Linked DNA regions of Homo sapiens: region 2 is linked to region 1. Evidence: chromatin contacts called from ENCODE Hi-C or POLR2A ChIA-PET data. All regions are on one chromosome and are shown on one strand. Each heading gives the region's core, a stretch centred on a gene start or an enhancer-like site at or near the end of the contact. The rest is flanking DNA. Distances are from core to core; before and after follow the strand shown. Region 1 holds the start of CHN2 (chimerin 2). Region 2 overlaps CHN2 (chimerin 2).

Region 1 (2,700 bases), core at 166-2,665:
TGGATCCCCAGGGCCTAGCTGCTGTTCTGTGTCACTCCTGATAATTTTTAAATTGACTATGTTCTTTTAACCATGTTTTAAAAAGTTGAACTACCCCAATGTGAACACTTTCCATTTTTGCTATATAATGAGAGTACTTTCATTCCTTTAATGTTTGCTTTTTCCTTTGATCTAACAATTTCTCTTCAAATTTCACAGTTTTCTGTTGCTTTAGGATTGAAAGAACCGATTAGCCCGCTGGGAGCGTGAAACAGACTTAAAAAAAATCTGCATGGTATTTCCTCCCAGTGAAATTAATTTAGGTTTAAATACAGGGGGAAGGGACACACCTTGTGCTCGAGTCTCTTTCTCTCACACACCTGAGCAGTTCCTATCCTGAAAGGGCACAGTCGGACCTGCTGCCAAGTCTTAAGTCTTTTGTGAGAATCTTTTTTTGCAAGGCACGGAGAACCTCTTTCTCTTTGACACCAGCTTTGTGTGGGCCTGATGACACGTTTGGACGGCTCTATTTCTTTGAAGGCCAACCTCAGAGGCCCACGGACGCGTCGGGCACTGTCCGTGGCTGGGTTACTTAAGTGTAGCTGGGTTGGCTTCCCGGGTGTTTTAGGAAACGCACCTTCTTGCAGGGCAGGGACCGTCAGCTCCAGAGCAACAAAGGACAATTTGGAGAGGAGTGGAAGGAGCGCTCCATAGTGGCTCTGTCATCCCAGGTTCCCTTCTGCCTAGCACCGTGGCCCTAGTGATCCCGCCTTCGCCCTCTGGATCCCCCACCCCCACTGTCTCGCTGCTCGAGAGCCCGGCGGGGCGCGGTGAGCCCCACCACCTTCCCCCACACCCTCCCTCCCCATCCCCTTCAAATCCTAGGAGCAGCGCTGCGCGCAGCAGCCGCGCTCGCCCCGCGCCCGGCCCCGGCCTCCCCAGCACCCCGGGGACCCGGTCCCCCGTCCCGCCTCCCCCTGTCCAGCAGTCCGCAGCCTCCCCCTCCAGCCCCAGTGGCGGGAGCTGTCAAGCCCGCAGCAGCCGAACCACCCCCCGAGCGACCGCGTCTCCTCTTCTTCCTTTGTGTGTGCGCGAGCGGAGTTGGGGCGGAGGGAGAAGGGGGAGGTCGCTCTGTCTGTCCGTCTCCCGCCGCCTCTGCCCGGTCTACTCGAAGTGCGGCGGGAGAGGCGGGAGCCCAGGAGAGGGTGCGGGAGCTGGCGGGGCGGCTCGGAGCTGCCAGGACGCCCTGGTCCCAGCCGCGCACAGGGGAGCGTGGACGGCAGAGGGGCTCGGCGGGAGCCGAGATCCGCCCGTCCCGGCTGCCCCTCGGCCTCCCTCTGCTCCCACCTACCCCCTGACACCCATAGAAAAGCGTGCAAAGGCGCGGAGCGGGACGGAAACCACAAATAAATAGCGGCGGCGGCAGCGCGTCATCTGGTGGAGCAGGAAGTGCAGGCAGAGTCCGGAGGCTGGTGCTTTCTGCGCGTCCCCAGGACTTTGCCATGGGCTGGGGGCCGCGGAGGCTGCGAGCGGCCGGGCGAGGGCAGCGGCGGCGGCGTCCGCACCGGGGCTGAGCGAGCAGCGACGCGAGGGGCGCGCGGAGATGGCAGCGTCCAGCAACTCCAGCCTGTCCGGCTCGTCGGTGTCCTCCGGTGAGTTTCAGCCCGTCGGGCGCTGCTGCCGCGCCGGGTCTCGCCCCACTGCCCTCGCCCCGCAGCCTGGGATGGACAGAGCCTACCTGTGGCCATCCCGCCCGCTCTCTCGGAATGGGGGCAGGCGTCCGGGGTGATACTTGTTTGGTTCGCCAGCACCTCGGTGCCCAGAGCACCTCCGCGCCTGACATCTGACAGCGCAGAGGTGGGAGAGCGGTGGTGCCCTTAGTGTGCGGACGCGGGTGTTCCGGGGCTTGGAGTGCAGCGAGCGAAAAGCGAAAGGAGCGGGCAGGCTCGCACTTTCTGGCGCAGCTGGAGCGGGGGCTGGCGGGGCGGAGAAGGTTGGGGTGAAGCAGAGCGCCCCGACCTGTTTGCCGTGCCGCGCCCGCTACCCTGGACACCCAAATCCGGAGCAGAGGGGAGCAAACCCTCGCTCCTCGCAGACTTGATTTTCTTTGTTTGTTTCAGAAATTAGCTCTATGGAGACACTCGCTTGGGCATGGGTTTTAGACAGCAGCAATGAAGGGATGTATCTTTCTGATCCTGATTGAAGTGGGTTAGGGGAAGAGAGGTCGAGCCCATCCTCTGACTCTTGGCACATTTACGAGAGAGAGAGAGAGAGAGAGAGAGAGAGAGAGAGTGTGTGTGTGTGTGTGTGTGAGAGAGAGAGAGAGAGAGACTCCTTAGAGATTTTCTGATAATAGTGGCTGTAATTTCACTAGCAAGGCATGCATTTTTTTTCCTTTTAAGAATGGTTGAGCAAAGGGAAGGCTTCTTTCAGCTTTTCTATGGTTGATCATCGGGTCTAATTGAAGAGAAAAAAATTGCTAATGAATCTGAAGGAGTAGGAATCAATAGAGGCAGACCCACTGGTTTCTGAGTATGACAGGTTTCTAATCAGAATGATGCATTAGGTAGAATTCCTGTACCTCTCTGGTCATTGAAAACTTTAATGACAAACCCAAAGGGATAGCTGATAAGACATTTAGGGTAGTATACAGTATTTAAGGGTCAAGAAGGTCATGAAGTCCTAATGGAAGTGCTTCAATATATTAATATTGTATTAAGT
Region 2 (2,700 bases), core at 191-2,690, 34 kb after region 1:
GACGTACTGAGTTCCTGTTAAAGGTTTGTCTGCTGTCTAGAACTACTCCTTCTCATGGTAAAAGCCCCTAATTTTCTTATGGTGCCCACTTTATCGTAAGTCCATATAGGTCTGCAGCTTCCTGAGGTGGCTCATGACCAGCTTCGCCCAGAACCTCAGGGATTGGGCCAGAAAGGGAAGATGACCTCATTGGAATTATTGGCCATTGCTCTAGCTTTTGCTTGCTGGATTTGAACTGTAGTCATTTTGCTGTCACCTGCCTGGGACCCGAGATAGACCACACACCTGTGGAGGCAGAGCTGAGAGATGGAGAACTGAATTCTGATTTTCCTTTTTGGAACCTGAATCCAGTAGTGGTTGAAGTTCTATTCCTGACCTTTTGACTTCCTCAGCACTTTTCCCTCCCCTCTTTAGCTTAAGCCAATTGGAATTGGTGCTTCTGTCATCTGTCACTTGGAATAGAAACAACCCAAGTGATACACACCAAGTATCTGTAGTCCAAGTTCAAAAGAATTTCACTCTTTCATTGTTTTAGCCTGGGTTTCCCATTAATAAATCAAGATTGAAAAATCTTCCTTCATTCATGGATGCTGGCATCCAACAAGCTTATTGTTAAGTTAAAGGCTTCAGATTGTATGACAAATTCTCAGCCCTATATATTTTCTGAGTTCTAAACATGATATCAAGTTACCTTAAAATCCAGATATCTACAAGTCATTGCTTCTAATTAACATAGAAGCTACCTTAAAAAAAAACCTGTACACACACTAATATATATATATATACACACACACACACACACGTGTGTGTGTGTGTTTGTGTGTTTGTGGAGAGAGAGAGAGACAGAGAGAGAGTCATGTGCCACACCATGATGTTTCCGTCATCGACAGACTGCATATACCACAGTGGTTCCGTAAGATTATAATGCAGTATTTTTAGTATACCTTTCCCACGTTTAGATACACAAATACTTTCCATTGTGCTGTAATTGCCTACAGTATTCAGTATAGTACCATGCTGTACAGGTTTGTAGCCTAGGAGCAATAGGCTCCAGCATACGCTGTCTAGGTTTGTGTAAGCACACGCTATGATGTTCGCACAACATGAACTCCCCTCACAATGAATTTTTCAGAACATACCCTGTGAGTTAAGCCACAAATGACTGTATACATATACACATATTTCTATGTGAATGTGTAACATGAATACGCATCATAAACATATATGTGTGTGTATTACATCTTTAAAATGACTAGACCAGCAATATGTGATTCCTTTCACTCGTTAGACAAAACAAATAAACAAAACACAAAACCTCATTGGGCAATATTGGGAAATAAATACATCAAGGGCAGAGAATTTGATGTGATCAAAGTCCAAGGTGCTTTGGCTGCAGGCACAGTAGTAAGGGGGGCTGTTTGTCTCCTTTGACCCCAAGGTTTCAAGTAGGCCAATCCACCCACATGCCCTGGGGCAGGGTGCCAAAAAAATGGGCCTCTGGCGCTGCACCGCCCTCCTTCCTGAGCTCTGCTTTCACGCCCATTCTTCCTTTTGCTCCCGCTCTGCTCCAGTCGGGCCTGATTTCTGAGCAGAGTGACATGCTCTCCTTTCTGGTCCATGGATTCAGGGATGGACTCGATTGCCAGCTTTCACCCTGAAAGCTCTCTGGAGTGGTTTGCCCAGCTGTGGCCCCCTCACCTGGACTGACCAGCTCCTCCCCGCTGTTGACCTCCTTCTTGCAAGAAGGGTGTTGTTTCAATGTGCTTTGCAAGAGTGGGGTGGGGTGAGGAACAAGGATGAGATAAAAGAGTGACAAAAGAGTAGCAGCTAGAAAAAGGACAAAGGTAGTGTCTACCCACACATGTCTTTACCTTATCTAAAAATACTTCCCATTGGCAGGCAGGATGAAGAAGCTGAGCAGATGGCATATGCTTCCTAGTGCACCAGATTGTAATATTATACACTTGGATTACAAAGTCTGGATATCACAGCTATAAACATATGTAAACATTTTTATGTTTTGCTAAAAAGGAAAAAAAAATCACTGATGATGTATTATCCTAATGAGCTGATTACGAAGATTTACTAATTATATTCCCAAGATCTAGATAGAAAGAATGGCACTGGCTCCAGTGACATACCGTTCAGATTCAGTAGTATACTGGTATTTTTCATTTTCGTTTGGTTTATCACCATTTGCTACAGCTGTGTTTTGCAGATTAGAATCCTAGGACTGGAAAGAACCTTTAGATGAAGAATTGGAAAACGAAGGCCTACCAGCCAAATCCAGCCTGACACCTTTTGTTGTAAATAAAGTTTCACTGGGGCTGGGCGTGGTGGCTCATGCCTGTAATATTAACTCTTCTAGAGGGCGGGAAGATTGTTTGAGCCCAGAGGTTCAAGACCAGCCTGGGCAACATGGGGAGACCCCATCTCTACAAAAGTACAAAAATTAGGTGGGCATGGTGGCATGTGCCTGTAGTATCAGCTACTTGGGAAGCTGAGGTAGGTGGATTGCTCAAGTCCAGGAGGTCAAGGCTGCAGTGAGCTGAGATCACACCACTGCACTCCAGCCTGGGAGACAGAGGGAGACCCTGTCTCAAAAATAAATAAATAAATAAATAAATAAGTTTTATTGGAATCCAGCCATGCCCATTTGTTTAGGTATTGTCGATGGCTGCTTTCCCACTACCCTAGCAG

The links. Hi-C counts contacts between places; a loop is a spot of excess contacts on that map. ChIA-PET counts read pairs that join two places held with the same protein, here RNA polymerase II (POLR2A). Pooled maps may share reads with other maps.
Region 2: a map of HepG2 shows a loop between it and region 1 (4-fold over the local background). The contact joins the enhancer-like site here to the promoter of CHN2 in region 1. A Hi-C loop is called at or near these places in 3 of 168 maps with a recorded cell type or tissue (HepG2, heart right ventricle and mammary epithelial cell) and 1 of 50 pooled maps. POLR2A ChIA-PET finds 5 or more read pairs at or near these places in 8 of 52 experiments (A549, H1, HEK293 and 5 more).

What each region holds. Positions count from the first base shown.
Region 1 is chr7:29,193,360-29,196,059 of GRCh38, forward strand. It overlaps CHN2 (chimerin 2), which reads left to right and starts at 1,416. Exons shown (of 13, transcript NM_004067.4): 1 at 1,416-1,631. The coding sequence starts at 1,583. It also overlaps a transcript of CPVL not described here. RefSeq lists an enhancer at 2,069-2,700.
Region 2 is chr7:29,227,376-29,230,075 of GRCh38, forward strand. The region is part of intron 1 of CHN2 (chimerin 2); the gene reads left to right. Among named protein-coding and RNA genes, the nearest start is that of CHN2-AS1, 20 kb to the left of the region's middle. Within about 2 kb of position 1,441, at least 3 of the 41 ENCODE cell types and tissues checked have a DNase peak (open chromatin) inside an H3K27ac peak, as active enhancers do.